3 separate regions of the Homo sapiens genome follow, and regions 1 and 2 are each linked to region 3. A link is a contact called in ENCODE Hi-C or POLR2A ChIA-PET data. All regions are on one chromosome and are shown on one strand. The core of a region is the stretch at or near the end of the contact, and the rest is flanking DNA. Distances in the headings are between cores, read along the strand shown. Region 1 holds the start of COL8A2 (collagen type VIII alpha 2 chain). Region 2 holds the start of TEKT2 (tektin 2). Region 3 overlaps AGO3 (argonaute RISC catalytic component 3).

What was found. A loop is a pair of places that touch in the nucleus more often than their neighbours do. ChIA-PET counts read pairs that join two places held with the same protein, here RNA polymerase II (POLR2A).
Region 1: POLR2A ChIA-PET joins it to region 3 with 11 read pairs in common myeloid progenitor, CD34-positive. The contact joins the promoter of COL8A2 here to the enhancer-like site in region 3. POLR2A ChIA-PET finds 5 or more read pairs at or near these places in 4 of 52 experiments (OCI-LY7, WTC11, activated T-cell and 1 more).
Region 2: a loop to region 3 is called in a map of CD4-positive, alpha-beta T cell, with 2.1 times the contacts of the local background. The contact joins the promoter of TEKT2 here to the enhancer-like site in region 3. A Hi-C loop is called at or near these places in 1 of 168 maps with a recorded cell type or tissue (CD4-positive, alpha-beta T cell). POLR2A ChIA-PET finds 5 or more read pairs at or near these places in 3 of 52 experiments (A673, WTC11 and common myeloid progenitor, CD34-positive).

The regions. Positions count from the first base shown.
Region 1 is chr1:36,123,867-36,126,566 of GRCh38, reverse strand. It overlaps COL8A2 (collagen type VIII alpha 2 chain), which reads left to right and starts at 1,345. Exons shown (of 4, transcript NM_005202.4): 1 at 1,345-1,510.
Region 2 is chr1:36,082,815-36,085,514 of GRCh38, reverse strand. It overlaps TEKT2 (tektin 2), which reads right to left and starts at 1,421. Exons shown (of 10, transcript NM_014466.3): 1 at 1,366-1,421; 2 at 438-645; 3 at 227-352. The coding sequence starts at 593. RefSeq lists an enhancer at 53-851.
Region 3 is chr1:36,007,242-36,009,965 of GRCh38, reverse strand. AGO3 (argonaute RISC catalytic component 3) reads right to left here. Exons shown (of 19, transcript NM_024852.4): 7 at 1,189-1,276; 8 at 922-1,069; 9 at 372-491. LOC105378647 (a long non-coding RNA gene) reads left to right here. Exons shown (of 3, transcript XR_001737972.2): 3 at 95-587. Among named protein-coding and RNA genes, the nearest start is that of TEKT2, 75 kb to the left of the region's middle. RefSeq lists an enhancer at 988-1,489. Within about 2 kb of position 1,290, at least 5 of the 41 ENCODE cell types and tissues checked have a DNase peak (open chromatin) inside an H3K27ac peak, as active enhancers do.

The DNA.
Region 1 (2,700 bases), core at 96-2,595, 120 kb before region 3:
CACATGCACGCACACACACGCCCACACCCACCTACATGCACACACAGACACCCACACTCACCTACATGCACACACGCACACAGACACACACACACACACACCCCAAAATCCTTTCCTGACCTCATCTCCCCTTCCCTCTGCACTTGCTGCCTCCTCCTTTCTCCCCTGCTGCCTGGCTACTGCCCCTACCCCCACCCCAACCTCCAACCCTTAATTGCTGTCCCTAAGAATGTCCTTCTGTGACAGCCCATCCCGTGGGCCTCCCTGGCCTTCTAGAAGCACTCTGCCTTTGCCTTCTGGGACACTGCTCTCCCGGTCCCTGCCATCTTCTCAGTCTCCTTTGCCGACCCCTCTCCCTGGGCAGCCCCGTGAATGCTGATGAGTGTCCTGCCCGCGCCCTGCCCGCCTCCCTGGGCCCGCTCCTTATTCTATGGCATCAGTCGCCATCTGCAAACCGTGGATTCCTCCTCGCTATCCCAGAACTCTCACCTCCCTTCCGGATCCATGGAAGTCCCACAGGCTCATCCAATTCATTACATCCGTCCTCCTTCTTCTCCTAGACCCTGCCGCCCCCAGGCCTAGCCCAAAGCCTGCGCACTGTCCTTGACACTGCTTCTTCCTAGGCCCCTCGCCCAAACTCTGCCTAGTTCGCCTCCTCACTCCCCTCACACTGGGCCCTCCCTTTCCTTCCCCCTCACTGTGCACCTCATGGGACCATGCCAGGGTATTCCCGCAGCCTCCTCGGTGGCCTGCCTCTATCTTCCTCCACACAGCTTCGGGAGGCTCTTTCCAAAGCACACATCTGACCACGTGACTGCCCTGCTCCAGAGCCTTCCGTGACTCCCCATTTCCGAGGGACGAGGTCTGGCCTGCTCCCGCCTGCCTCTGTGACCCCGGCTCAATGCCCTAAAGCCTGAATGTGCGGGTCACGACTGGCCCCTGTGAGTCCTCCGGGCTCAGCCTACCGAGGTCACGTCTGCAGGCAGCCTTCTGGGGACTCCTCACTGGGGGCCACCAGCCCGAGCTGCCCCTTCCCTGCAGGACCACGCCTGGCCGTCCTTCTCAGCAGCCGCGTCCGTCCCCACAGGCAGGTGGCCCCTCGAGGGCAGGGGCTGCGCGGACTCCCCGGCGGCCGAGCCGCGGGTCAGGTGGACGGGGAGGGATGGGGGCGGGCCGCCCGGGAGCGCGTGTGTGGAGGGGGCTCGGCGTGGGTGTCGGGGAGGGAGGCAGCCGTCCGAGTCCGCGCTGGGCGCGCTGGGCCGGGCGGGGCGCGGGCCTTGGCCGTGGCTGTGGAAAGAGGAGGGCGGAGGCCCCGCCCCGACGCGCCCCTCCTGCCGCCCGCCCACTCCGGCAGCCGCGAGGGGCGGCCGGCAGAGCGACGCGGAACCCCGCCGGCGCGGACCCCGGACCCCAACGCCGCCCGCCCAGCCGCGGACGCCCCTGCCCGGAGCCCTCGCCGCCCGGGCCGCCCTCGAGGGCCGGGAGCGGCGCCCGGCGGCCGCGCCCGCAGGTAAAGGCCAGGAGGCGGGCACCGGGGCTCGGGCTGGGGGGCTCCGAGGGCAAGACCTGGGCTGGGCTTCCCCCAACACCATGCGGGATAGCAGGGCCGGCGCCTCGGACTCCGGGGTGGGGACGCGGTGGGGGACTCGGGCCAGGGGGTCGCCTTAGAATGGGGGAGCCCATCCCGTTCCCTGTGCCCCGTTCCCTCCCCGGCAGGATCCCAGTAAAGCCCCCTCCTCCCTTCCTCTCCCAGAAGCGAGGGCTCCAGCATAAGACAGTGCCGGGTGCAACCCCCGACGATGTGGCTCTGGGCGCGTCACCACCTCCCGATCTCCCGTCCCACCTGTAAAGTGGGGATAAAAAAGCCGCCTTCACAGGGTAGTGGAGGAGAGAGGAGGGAGTGAGGGGCCTTAGCATCCCCCCGCTCTCACTCCTGCCCCCATCTCTCTGCCATTGCTGATTTGCTGGAGACCTTCCAGTTATAAGGTTTTTCTGCCTTAGCCCCCAGGTTCCTCCTATTCTAGGTGCCCTGTCAGTCCCCTCGCCCCAAACTGAAGACAAGTTCCCAGGAATGTTCCTGTCAGGGGCTCAGCATCCCCCCAGCTCCAGACTGAGACTTGCAGGGGGTGAGGGGCCGCTGCCTGGCCAAGAGGGACTGGGGTCCCAGGGCCCCAGAACAACCTCCCAGTGTCTCTGCCCTGGGTCTGGAGCCACCCTAGCCCCGGAAATCCTCCAGGTAGAGAAATGCTATTCAGCCAGAGGGCCCAGGAACGCTATTGCCACGGGGAAAACTTTGCTGGTTGTATGTGTGCACGCACGTGTGTGTGCCTGTGTGAGACCATGCTGGGTTCCTGACACAGACGTGCGGCTGACCTCCTTAGGGGTGCCGGAGCAACCAGAAATCATCCCTCCTGTCTGCTATCAGTACCTCTTGCTCAGGCTGGCAGCAGGGGCTCATCCACTCCTCTTAGCAGAGTCCCCTTGGCAAGGACAGCCTCCCAGCAGCTGTACTGGGCATTTGAAAAATCTGGGGGCCGTGGAGCTGGATGGCTGGAGGGTCAGGCAGCCTGGGGTTCCTCTCTGGGGACTGAGCTAAGATCGACTGATCCTTACTGCCCCAAGCAGAGGGGGCCGCAGGGCAGGAGTTGGTGATCTCTGGAGAGACACCATGGTTGGTGGTCTCCATCAGGGCACAGGTGC
Region 2 (2,700 bases), core at 172-2,671, 75 kb before region 3:
AAAAAAAGAAAAGAAAGAAAGAAAAAAAAAGAAAAGAAAAGAGTGGGCGGGGGTGCTGGTGGGGCCATCCATGGGGAAGTAGCGCTTGTCCCCACTTTAGCAGGGGGCCAGTGACTCGGATGGACATGCCACTCATGACCCCCCATCAAGGGCTTCTCAACCTAGCTGTGGGGAAGGAGGGGAGGTTTCGGCAGCAGCCCCCGGGCACCCAGTCCTGGATCCCTGCCTGTGTCAGGGCATCGATCTCGGCATCTAAATCTGTCAGACACTTGTCCAGCATCTCCTTCCACCGGTTGACAGTATCAATCCTCTCCACCAGTCGAGTCCTGTTGTCATGTTCATCCCAAATGGTCTGAGAGAGACAGAGCCAGATAGAGAGGGTGTCAAGGGGTTGGGGGCTATCCCTTTGCCCACCCAGCTGAGTTCCCATCCCCAACCTGGTTGTTGGTCTCGTTGCGGAGCACCCGGGCCTCCTGGCGGATCTGATGGGAAGCATCTCGCTGCAGCTGGGCATTGGTGGATAGCAGGTAGCTGTTAGTGTGCCAGTCGGGCAGCTGGAAGCGCCGACTTGGCTTGACGCTCAGCGTGGCCATGGCACAGAAACCAGAAGGGTCAGAAACCCCTAGGCCTGTTCACAGACACCACCTGCAGAGGGAAAACACTGCTGCGGGAGACCTTTCCGGAGACCTCCTGGATCACACGCCCCCTGCGCAGGACTTGTTCCTGTCCATTTTGCTCTGAGCCCTGTCCTGCTGGAAGCCTGCTTGGAGACAGCCCTTGCTTTACTCAACTTTGTGTGAGGTATTAACTAAGTTTCCCTCCCTCCCGTCCCCAGGCGGACACAAACCCCTGGACCTTGCAGGTCCTGGAGCAGGTAAAAAGGAATAATGGAGTCCCGGAAGCCTCGAAGTGTGTGTGAAGTGCCAAATGCCTGGGGGGTAGGCGGATGGCAGAAAAAAATTGCCCTTAATGCATTTTCCACACCTGCCCCCAGCCAACCATGCCTTGTTGATCTTCCTTTCCTTTCTTCCCCAGGCTGCGGGCCAGTCCCCGTGGGGGATCTAAGGGCAGGAGCCCTGTTCTGTCTCCAGGGACGCGTGCCTGTTGGCACTGGGGAGCTGGGGGGCGGCCCCCGGGGCGGCCCCCTCCCCGTCTGGTAGCCGCCACGCCCTCCCGCCCCTCCGCCCTCGCCTACTGTTGGAGGGGAAGGCCGGACAGGGAGAGCCCCGTGGGAAGAGCTGGGGTCAGTCCGGTTCCCCGTCAAACCCCTTTCTTCCCCTCCGCAGGATGATCGCCTTTGGTTTAGATCAGTACCCCGGTCCAGCGCGGAGGAAGGGGGCGCCCCCGCTTCCCTAGCTCCCTTACCTCCTTTCCCGCTTCGCTCTCCGCGCCCCCCGCTCTGAGCTCCAGTGTTTGGCACCACCGGTTGCTAGGCAACCACCCCTCCCCTACCCCCCCAACCCCCCGCGGCCAACGCGGCCTGGGCGCTTCGCTTGGCAACCGCGGCGGCGTCGGGCGGCGTCCCCGGAGGCCTTTAGGGTAGGCGAGGGGCGGCCGGCCGAGCCTGGGAGAGGTGGGGGGCATCAGGGCAGCGCTTTCACTTGATTTACAAATTAAATGAACATTTGTTGTCTTTTCAGACAGGATCTCGCTCTGTCGCCCAGGCTGGAGTGCTGTGGCTCAGTCTCGGCTCACTGCAGCCTGAACCTCCCCGACTGAAGCGATTCTCCCACTTCAGCCTCCCGAGTTAGCTGGGACCACAGGCGCGTGCCACCACACCTGGCTAAATTAAAAAAAAAATTTTTAGTAGAGACAGGGTTTCACCATTTTGCCCGGGCTGGTCTCAAACTCCTGGCCTCAGGCGATCCACCCATCACAACCTCCCAAAATGCTGGGATTACAGATGTGTCACTGCCCCGGCCTAAACAATTTTATTTTGATAAAGGTATGCATAGACATGATAGAAAATACGAAACCAAGTGCAGTGGCTCACGCTTGTAATCCCAGCTACTCCAGAGACCCAGGCGGGAGGAGCGCTTGAGGCTAGGATTTCGAGGTCAGCCTCAGAAACATAGTAGTTGCCAGCAAACGAACAGTACATAGAAAAAGTAGGCTGGGCGCAGCGACTCAGGCCTGAGATCCCAGCACTCTGGGAGGCCGAGACCAGGTGGATCGCTTGAGTCCAGGAGTTGGAGACCAGCCTGGGCAACATGGCGAAACCCCATCTCTACAAAAAATACAAAATTTGGCCAGGCAAGGTGGCTCACGCCTGTAATACCAACACTTTGGGAGGCTGAGGCAGGTGGATCACCTGAGGTCAAGAGTTGGAGACCAGCCTGGCCAACGTGGTAAAACGCTGTTTCTACTAAAAACACAAAAATTAGCCAGGTGTGGTGGCAGGTGCCTGTAATCCCAGCTACTTGGGAGGCTAAGGCAGGAGAATCACTTGAGCCTGGAGGCAGAGGTTGCAGTGAGCTGAGGTGGTGCCACTGCACTCCAGCCTGGGTGACAGAGTGAGACTCCATCTCAAAAAATAGATTAATTAATTAAAATTAAAATCAGGTGCACTCCCCAGCAGGTCCCCTCCAGCAATGGATGGATAGTTAATGTTGTTTACAACATTTCTTCTATTCTGTCTTGCCCAACAACTTTGCCCATCTTGAAGGTCATACAAGGAATGATAAAGGGATGATAATCATG
Region 3 (2,724 bases), core at 41-2,540:
CTCCGTCTCAAAAAAAAAAAAAAAAAAAAAAAAGAATTTTAGTATTGCTAGTCATAATTCTTTGACTTTTCCTCCTATTTCCCACCTCTTTTAGGTGGAGGTTCCAGTTTACTAAATGGAAACATTTCTTCTGAGAGGATCTGTTCCCTGGATCTACTTAAAAAGCTCAGGGTTAAATGAGAAGGACCTAACCCTTCTCATATAGCCCACCAAGGCTTGTATCAAGAACATTAGATTACTTCCATGATTGCTTTTAATTCTGACAGTCCATGAAATGGTCATAAGGTATGGGTTGATAAGGACATGGTTCTCTAGTATTACAGTTCACCCTAATATGTTTTAAATTCTCATTTCTAAGGTTAAGTACTAACCAATCTGCTAATTTCCTCTTGTCTATCTGGTGCAGATCTTGCTGTTGCCTTGATCATAGTGGAAGTCTGATTGTCTGTTAGCTTCTTGATACATCGTTGCCCTGCCACAATATTACAGACCTACAAATGGAAAAAAGTTTTGTACTACATGTATATATCTTTTTTTTTTAGCTCTTACTTAGTGCCAATTACATGTAAATAAAAATTTAAAATCAACTTCATTAAACCACTTATTTTCAATATGTTAAGTAAAAAAGTAGTAAACAAGACAGCTCTACAGTAATTAAGTATAATTAAGTAAAATGTACACCAGATGAAGACTGAAAGAAGTATAGTATACCAAAATGTTAACAGTGGTTACATTAGAGTGGTAGGATTATGGATGAACTTGTTTCGTGTTATTTCATTACAGAAAATTTAGAATAAATTAAAACTTAAAAACAGTTCATATTCCAAAATAAATGTTCTGTATGAGGTAAGTTATCGGCCATAAAAGACCCCAAAAGAATCATGAACAACAGGGTATTAATTAGCAGTGTGAAGGCATTACTTCTAGTGGCAGGTAGGTGTGTTTCTGTTCCTGCCCGACTTGCAGACAGGGAAGGTGCGGGTACTTCAGCTGAAGAGTATACTTTTCTCTGAAATACTGCGCTACTGTTCTCTCCACAGTTTGGCCGTTTTCTAACTGTAAAGGAAAGCTGAGGAAAAAAAAGTACACATGAACAATTCTTGCCCATTATGAGCCAGAAAAACTCCCAACCCCACTAACTAGAGCAAGCTGCCTCACACCATCGCTGCTCTGACAAACTTTTCTTACGTTTGATGACTGGCAGGCCTCCTTGTTACATTACAAACACGGTATTTCCGTCTCATTGTTCCACAATGAGTCACTTCAACCTTCAAACCTGTTCCCAACAAGAAAAATGGAGGTTACAGAACTGTCACATGTAAAATATTTATACTTATAAAGCCTGTTCATTACCATAAAAACTCAATTCTGAACAGACAAAAAATTCTGTGATACAGGCAAGATGATATAAACACCAGATTTTACATATAACATTGCTAATAATGGTCACAGTCATGACAGACCTAATGGCAAAATTTTTCCTTACCCCATCAAGCTCTACACATTAAAAAATAAAATCATAAAATTTGCAAAGCCCATAGATCAAGGGCCAAAATCTTCCATTAATAAAAAATCCTGTTTATAATAAATTCAGGTATTTATGCTGGGAGAGGGAAGGAGGAATGAAAGAGGAGATCCAATAATTCTCAAGGTATTCCATAATTTCAAATTATGTGATATTTACCTAGCCCAGTCATCACATACTGCTTGAAGATCAGAATTTTGTAAAGCTCAAGAAAGAAGTCCTTTAAAGATTTATAAAGCAGGAGAAAAAAATTCCAGGCATTTTTAACAGAAGCAAAGTGACACTTTTATAGAGGTATAATATAGTGACACAGCTCTTTTCCAATACTATTAAAAATCAAATGTAACCAAAATAATTCCTAAAGTAGGTGATCCCTACCCTCTTATGGAGTCAAGATCCCTTTGAGAATCTGATGTAAGCAATAAACTCTCAGCAAAATGCACATATACATAATTTAGCACATGATTTTAGGAGTTCTTGGATCCCTGCCGTCCATCTGTGGACTCTAGGGGTTCAAGGATCCCAGGCCTGCTCTAGAATGTGAAGAAATGGGCTTTAAGCTGTTGGCTGAAGTTCTTCGAGATGAATTTTCTGAAGCAGTGCTGTCAAAGAGAATTTTCTTGAGGTGATGGAATGTTCTACATTTATGCTAATATGGTAATCACTAATAACATGTTACTAAGCATAAGAAATGTAGCTGGTGTACCTAAGAAACTGAAAATTTAATTTTATTTAGGTTTTTTTTTTTTAGTTTTTTGCTCTTGTTGCCCAGGTCAGAGTGCAATGATGCAATCTTGGCTCACTGCAACCTCTGTCTCCAGGGTTAATGTGATTCTCCTGCCTCAGCCTCCCAAGTAGCTGGGATTACAGTACCCGCCACTATGCCCAGTTAATTTTTATATTTTTAGTAGAGATGGGGTTTCGCCATGTTGGCCAGGCTGGTCTTGAACTCCAGACCTCAGGTGAACCACCCACCTTGGCCTCCCAAAGTGTTGAGATTACAGGCGTGAGCCACCACGCCCGGCCTTTATTTTAATTAATTTAAATTTAAGTAGCTACATGTGGTTAGTGCAGTCTTAGCCTAGAGAAGAGTTAACAGGTACACAGAGGTCACAGATAAGCAACTCCTTTCTAAAGTTTGGCCTAGACTCCAAGGGATAAAGTCCAAAATGGGGTAGATGGAGAACAACTTTTAGTTC